Regions from separate parts of the Mus musculus genome. Here regions 1 and 3 are each linked to region 2. A link is a loop called in an ENCODE intact Hi-C map of the cell type or tissue named here. Cell type or tissue: heart. All regions are shown on one strand.

Region 1 (2,500 bases), 550 kb after region 2:
ACTGGATCGGGGCGGTGCTTGAGGTGAGACTGTGTATCTATAATATAGCAAGCACTTCTGAGCTTTCTAAGATCTAGTGAATTGGGATGTGTATGGGAGGAGATTACTATAGTATCTTCAGCTCATAAAATGGAGTAGGCAACATTGTAATTTACTCCAGCTTCTTTACTTTACTGCTACAGCTTTGTCATCACCCTAAATACTTGAGCAAGGAAACACTAGTAAAGTACAGAACCAGACTCCTCACTCACTCTTACAATATGTCAGACCTCAGGCACCAGACAAAAACACCCAAAGCTGAATGTGGGGTCCACGTCAATAAATGTGGAACGCTTTAAGCCTAGTGTGTAATGGTGTCCTGTCCCAAGGTTCTTTTTAGGGACTTATTTCCAGCTTTGGTACACTTCATCAGTCGCTCATATGGTCGGTCCCTGGTATCTTGATTTCATGTCTTTGGAGAGAAGCTAGGGGCCGGTTCAGGAGCATTTGACAAAGTGCTTTGCGCAGCTAGCTGTGAATTCCACTTGCCTAGAAGCTTACGCTAAAACCATGACCAGAGCTGACCCACATGCAGCCAGGCTTTCCTTTGCCCGGACAACCTTGTGAGACCTCTAGGAGCGAGAAGCGCGCCAAGAACGCAGACTCTAAGGCGCACTCGTGGCCACCCTAGAAGACAAGTCACTAATCTGCACCAGCAGCCAGCCAGAGATACGACAAATAAAATGGAAGCTCCTGCTCGGTGGGAACACAGGCCTCGCGCTGAGACCGGAGGCCCCGGCAAGCTAGGTGAGCAAAGAAAGCAGGGCGAAGGGGATGTACCCCAAGTCAGCTTCATTCAAACCCCGAGGACACCAGACCCCGCCTCCCAACACCTCGGTCCGCTCAATCGCCGCGCGCTCCGGGTGTGAGCTCGCCCCGCGGGGAGCGGCTTTCAGCTGAGGGGGCGGTGGCAGAGGCGGTTCGGGCAGCCCCACTCGGCCGATAGGCCCAGGCAAACAACACCCATTTCTCCCTCCCCCCCGCGCGGGGTTCAACTCCCACTCGGCCCCGGCCACGCCCTGCTGCCACCGCCCCCTCGGGCAGCTCTAGGCTCCGCAGCCAGGCCGCGTTCGGGGGCGGGAGGAAGGCGGTGCCTCAATCGGAATAGCCGTCAAAAACTACGAGGCCCGAAAGCCTTTGCGGGAGAGGCCCGCCCGCCTCCTCCCACGACTCACTGTGCGTCAGCGGCCTCATCCAATGAGAGCCGAGCCAGGGAAAAAGGGCGCCCGGGTCCGGATGCGCCTTAGGAAAAGCCATGCTCACGCCGAGGGGGCAGCTGGCAGTCCACTCAGACCACGGGATCGCAGGGAGCTCACGCTTCCCCGCGCTCGCCCCGCTCCTCTCCCTTAAGCCTAGCTCCATGTCTTCCTTCCGCGGCCCCTCGCAGGATGCTGCGGCGCGCTTTTGAGTGGAGGGCGCCGGGAACTGAGTAGGGGGCGGGATATCCTGAGACAACAAGTTTGGCTGTATGGAGGGCCTGCCGGCAGCAAACCGCAGCTAGCTCACCGAGAGGGCACGCTCCGCGGGCCGGGAAGGCAGAAGCCGAACAGCAGCGAGCACCAGCCGGGCAAAGGGGAGGAGAAAGGGCGGCCCCAGCGCCCCGGCCCCGGCAGGTCGGCGGCCAATCCGCTGGGGGAAGGGGTGGAGAGTCGGCGGCGCCGGCGGAGGCAGGCCGAGGGGGGTGGGGAGTCGCCGCGCTCGCGCCGCCCTGGCTCCGCCCCCCGGCCCGCGCCGCCGCCCTCGCCGCGCGCCGCCGCTGTCAATCAAGGGCGAGTCAGCCGGGCTCGGGCGGAGAGAGGAGCTGCTACGCCACAGCCCAGCGGCGGCCATTCGCGGAAAAAGAGGCAGAGCCTGTGCCAGCTACAGCCTCCTCCGAGCCACCGCGGGCGGGCGGGACCGGCCTCTCCTCCCGCCTCGCCCCCACCCCCACCCACCTCTATCCCAGTGTCTCTGAGAGGGTTTGTCCTGTTAATGCGGGATGAGCGGTACGTATTCTCCACCCCCCTCGGTCTCCTTCACCGCCTCCCTTCGTCCCTCCCTCCCCAGACCCTGCTCGCTTCCCCCTCCCCCGGGGCCGCCGAGATGCTGGAAGGGGAGGAGGAGAGGGCGGGAGGGAACCAGGGGGAGGGAAGGAGGGCTGTGTTTTGTCTTAATGTCTGAGCTAGAACAACCTCCTTCTGGGTGTTGCTCTGGAGCCTATGGGTCGGGTTTCAAACCACGTTTCGTGAGAGCCCCCTCCTCCCTACCCTCCTTCTCCCCCACCCCCTGCCGGTGTGCACGGATCGCGGGTTTACGGAGATTAATGTTCAAGAGGAGGGAGGGGGAAGAAGGGAGGAGAACGAATAATAATAATCCTAATAACCTGTTGTCGTGTGTGTTGGTGGTGGTGGGGGGTTGTTGCAGATCAGAAGAAGGAGGAGGAGGAGGAGGCGGCAGCGGCGATGGCTACAGAAGGAGGGAA
Region 2 (2,500 bases):
CCTAGATTATCTGCAGGGGGATTTGAAAGACACTTGTGGCTTACTTGAGAAGCTTCATTTAGCATTGAACATTCTGTTCCTGGTGACAGCGCAGTGGGAATTCCCACTCCAACAACCCATGAAATGTTACTGCATAATTATTCACCTTCTGAGGCCCATTAGAACTTATCAGCAGAGAAAGAAATTTAATTTAAACTCACCCCTCTGTGCCACAGAATAGCAGGGACATGAGATCAAAGCACAAAGCTCTGTCCTTCAGTGGTTTGCAACACCTAGGCACAATAGGGTGAGAGAACGATGCATTCCAGAGCTTCCTGGCTTTCCGGACCGGAGGGGGGTGGGAGTGGGCTTGCGTCACCAGCTGGTTTCAAGGAAGAGACTGGTGCTCTGAAGGGGGAGTTGTCAATTATGTTCTAAAGCTGCGGGTGGCCACATTACTTGTACCCGCCGCTGCAAATCACTTTGCTTTACTTGTGATGGGCACTCTACACACCAAATAAAGTGTATTTTATTTCTTTCCTTCCCCCGCTATAGGTAGGGAGTCGATGGAAATAAGAATTTTTAACTACAGAAGTAACTATGAGAGCCCTGTTTTGCACAAGTGTGCATCCCATAGTGCTTCTCTGTTATTGCTTAAGAAGAGTTTCCACAAAGCCTCAGTCTGAGGGTGCCTCATACCAATACAGAATGGTCCACAGGCGCCATTAATAATCTTCAAGTTTGACCCTTGGCCAATCTCAAGGGTAAAAAGTAGATCCAAGTTAACACAAACACCCACAGGTCTGTGTCTACAAAAGTCCATGATGGGAAAAGTTTTGCCAAATGCGGGCTCTTTTCCTCAGACAGTCTGCATGCTACAGGCACATTCTCCAAATGAGGTACTCTTCCCAAATGGTTGATCTTTCTCCTGGGTCTCTTAAAATATCACCAAGATTTGGTCTGGAGAAGATTGCTAGGGTGCCCTGGTATCAAATGGGCCAAAGAATAGAGTGGAGAGCAGAGAGAATGAAAGTAATAATAATAATAATAATAATAATAATAATAATAATAATAATAATAATAAAGAGGTGGGTTTTAGGTACAAGGCTTTAAGAAAGGTTTATTTCTGCTCACGGTACCATGAGTCTGTACCTTCCTACCAACTCTCTTTTCTGCTAGGTGGCTAAACTGATTCCTAAATCTAAAAACAAACAGGCAGACAAACACAAACAAACAAAAAACCTCCGCAAGCTTTCTCTGTCAGCCAGACTCAGTGGCAAGACGGCTTAGGGGAGAGGGATGCTGAGCCCAAGGTCAGGCTGGAGAGCAGCGGGCTCGGGACTCTGCAGCGCGGTCGCGGGGCACAGGGTGGCGCTCGCTGTCCGCGCAGAAGGTGCAGGCGACTGCCTAGCCTTTGTGTGCGCCGGGAGCCCAGAGAGTCCCAACACAATCGCCACGGACACCCCAGGCTTCCACCGCTACCCGGGAGCAGCCGGCGCCGGTGCAGCTTAGCAGCTGGAAGCTTTTCTGGGACGGCTGGGGATCTTCCCAAGGGCTGCCTGCATATAAAGAACGCCAAGCCGAACGGGATGGGTTGGGGTAATAGGGGCGGCAGCGGAGAATGGCTAGGAACTCTTCCCCGGCTTCCCTGGTTGTTTCCAGAGGACCGGGAAAACTTGAGGGGGGGCGGGGCGGAGAACTCAGCAGAGCAGGCTCACTTCCAGTGAGCCTTCAGTAGAACTTAAGGCCAGAGCAGTCAAATTGGGGAGTGGATTGCAAACAAGAACCCAACTAGAAGAGCTTTAAAAGATAAGGGACTGTTTTGTAGCGAACGCATTATGCCCCAATGCCCTCCCCAAGCCCTCCTCTGTTCCCAGGGTTCTAAGAGTCCGGACTTTGCTCAGGAATCAAAGCCAATGTAGAAACCTGCTTCTCTGCTGCCAAGAGACCCCACAGAAATTAAATTAAATTAAATTAAACACGCGTCCAGGGACTAAAATAAAATACTCTTTTCCTCCCACCAGCAGCAGCGAATCAACGTTCAGCTCCCAGGGAGAGACTACAAGGTGGCCGCGCGCTCTTCCCCAGGAACCAGGGGCTAGAGTCCAGGACACCCAGGGATTACTGGCTTTCCCTTGATCCGGAAGCAGGAAATAGGGGCACAAGCAAGCATCTTGGTTTTTTTAAGTAACAGCAACCATTGTACTGAGCAAAATGATTTGGAAGACAGCACTCGGAGAGGTGCCGAATGAATCTCAAGAGTACAGCATTGCTCTCTTACACATCTCCTCTCCAAAGTCTCCAAAATCCGTCGTAGAATTTTAAGGCTACTTTGGAAAAGAAGCGCGCGGAGGAGCAGGGTACCCGAACCTGTAGTTATTTTAGTAAAATTAAGGAATAAATAGAAATGCCAGCTTAGACACAAACATTAAAGGGGGTGGGGGGCAGAAAAAGTTAAAAACATACTTATTCAAAAATATTGGAATCAAATCAGTACCTCATTTATAAGAAAAACAAATGA
Region 3 (2,500 bases), 400 kb after region 2:
CATTATTTATGCACTTAGATGCAGTGTATTGTAACGATTCATATCTATTATAGATTTAGTAAGACACGAAGGCATAAGTGGATTTAATCAGACATGTAATTATTTTTATGCCTCCAACTCAAAAATATGCGTAAATAAATTTATGGTTATTTGGCAATCAGTGAGAATGGTCTTTATAAATGTTGAAACAGCTGCTGGCAAACATATTTGCAAAAGAAAGAGGATGGTTCTTATCTTCCAACCAGCAAGCGATAAAGGGATGAGTTAGCTGGGAATGCACTGTCCTAGCTGTTAAATATTTGTTTCATCATCTTCAATATTACACAAACATGCATTCAACATAAGGAAACCTGGCATTTCTTTCCCTTTGTGGGAAAGGAGCTCATTTTCTCAGAGGAGCACATTTTCTCAGAGGAGAACCTTGGAGCACACCTATACGTTACAATGCTCTTATTTTCTAGTTCTGAGTAGCTGCTGTCATGCTGTTTGACTTCCACATTCCCGTTTATTCTGTCATTGGTGGTATCGTTCCGGATCTTGAGATGGAACATTCTCATTTGAAATAATGGGCTACGATGGCGTGCGCACTTCTGTCAAATATGTTGATTCTGGCGTCTGTTAGGGTTGCTGCTCTGACTTTCACAGTGGCTTTAAGACATTTGTAAAACTTTGCCGGGAAGGATAGTAACTGGCAATCTTCGAGTTAGCTGGTTATGATTACTTCTCTGTGTTGAAACATCTAATAAATTATGCATCTAAAAATGTAGATCTTGGACAAATACTCTGAGAAAAATCTAATTTTCTTGAAATATATCTTTTTTCATTCTCTCAAGTTTTCAGCTGAAATTTTGTGCTTTGGACTGTTGAGAAATTAATAGCATCGGCATCTGGTATCTTCTCTCTAACCTTCAGCAGAGAAAAAGCTTCTCAGAGCTCTCCTAATGTGTCAATTAGGACCTAGGCAGATTACTTCACGAGGAATTATGTATTTCATTTGTCTAGTATCAGGTATAAAAGAGTATAATATATTAAAGTAGGACACAACCAGGCACACTCGCGCGCTCAGGACTGGGATAGGCCATGTAAATAAAGCTGTCGCCCTGGCTTCCCAAGGTGAAGACTGTATCAGCCTGCGTTCTATGCTTATGATCATTTCCAATACTATCCGGTTGGGGTTAGTTAGCAGCCTTAGATGTCACGGTCACCCGACTTTTGTAAAATCATGGGGTTTCCTTTCATTCACGTATGTTGTTTCAGTGATCAGTAGTATTTCCAATAAATCATACACTAGCCAGTTGAAAGAGCTTCTGCCTGGTATGGGGGGGAAAAACCCTGCAAACGCGGCTAACTGATGCTTCGCCCGCTGCCCAGCTCGGCCGTGAGAGAAGCCGGGATCCTTGGAAAACCGCAGAGCGCCCTCTGTTGATGAAAAAGGCAACGCGCAGCGCGGGAGCGGACCCCAACCCTGTGGATCTGAAGCCACAACGCCGCGGTCGAAGAGTCCCATTTCTGACGTGGGAGAAAAAAATCCCGTTTAAAACTATAAGAATATTGATTTTTCTGGACACAGAAAGCACATATGACTGCAAGCTCCAAGAGAATGGTAGCATGGTAAGTATTTAAGTAGATACACGCACAAACATGCTCGTCTTTCAGTCTCTACTTGCCTAAAGCATTGGGTAAGGAGGCTTCTTTTCCTTCGATGGACACTCTACACGGGTTTGTTTCTATTCGTATTATTTGGGAACTGCCAGAAAACATGGCGTGAGCAATGATGCTAAATAGGTAGAGTCTACATTTCTTTTTCTTTCTTTCTTTTTTTTTTTAATGAAAGACTATAACTAAACCTCCTTTGAAAACACACACACACACACACACACACACACACACACACACACACAGCTACATCCCTTGACCTCCAAGAAGGAAAGACCAGAAAACAAAACCGCCACAACTGTTGACTTTTGCTGACTTTGGCTTAGTTTGTGTTTTATCACTTTCCAACTAAGTTCCAGCAAGCCTTTATAAAATAGTATACTGGGGTACAAAATTTTATTCGTGTGTGTGTGTGTGTGTGTGTGTGTGCGCGCGCGCACACGAAATTTAAAAGCAGTAATTCTATGATAAGAACTCTTCCGTTCTGTATTTCCATTTACTTCCTATTGGGTTGGGGAAGAAAATTAGTCTCACAGAAGTAACATCTTTACATTTTAAGGTCACTGCATATGCTAATTAGTTTTAAAAGCATAGTTGTTTTAGGATACCTTGTTCTGCCCAGCTTTTAGGTAGCAATTGAAAACGTTGCGTTCTTGACTTCCAGTTGTTGGGTGTTACAAACGTTTCTGAAAGACTGTATTCGGGAACTTGTTCAGACATACTGATGGCACAGGTGCTTATTAACCTAAAGCTGAGTATTTACAGCCACAGAATTAACTTGAGTTTGTGATTTGATTGCAATCTTTAATTCCTTTGTCTTAAAAGAAGACTTCTCTTTCTTGTA

Evidence for each region. A loop is a pair of places that touch in the nucleus more often than their neighbours do. Peaks named below come from ENCODE experiments on the same cell type or tissue, not always from the same donor. Only the 100,000 strongest peaks of a DNase experiment are listed, where the experiment ranks them.
Region 1: a loop joins it to region 2, with 4 times the contacts of the local background. A loop is called at or near these places in 10 of 42 quality-filtered maps.
Region 3: a loop joins it to region 2, with 13 times the contacts of the local background. A loop is called at or near these places in 32 of 42 quality-filtered maps.

The regions. Positions count from the first base shown.
Region 1 is chr12:118,300,751-118,303,250 of GRCm38, reverse strand. It overlaps Sp4 (trans-acting transcription factor 4), which reads left to right and starts at 1,811. Exons shown (of 6, transcript NM_009239.4): 1 at 1,811-2,024; 2 at 2,443-2,500. The coding sequence starts at 2,018. In heart, CTCF peaks have their summits at 1,083 and 1,873; DNase peaks (open chromatin) are centred at 1,100 and 1,920; H3K4me3 peaks cover 2,500 bases; H3K27ac peaks cover 2,488 bases.
Region 2 is chr12:118,854,172-118,856,671 of GRCm38, reverse strand. No RefSeq gene overlaps it. Among named protein-coding and RNA genes, the nearest start is that of Sp8, 8.2 kb to the right of the region's middle. In heart, a CTCF peak has its summit at 1,342; no DNase peak of the experiment used is centred here; H3K4me3 peaks cover 1,221 bases; H3K27ac peaks cover 565 bases; H3K27me3 peaks cover 958 bases.
Region 3 is chr12:118,456,862-118,459,361 of GRCm38, reverse strand. No RefSeq gene overlaps it. Among named protein-coding and RNA genes, the nearest start is that of Gm25577, 47 kb to the left of the region's middle. In heart, a CTCF peak has its summit at 1,430 (motif pointing left); no DNase peak of the experiment used is centred here; H3K4me3 peaks cover 685 bases; H3K27me3 peaks cover 1,478 bases.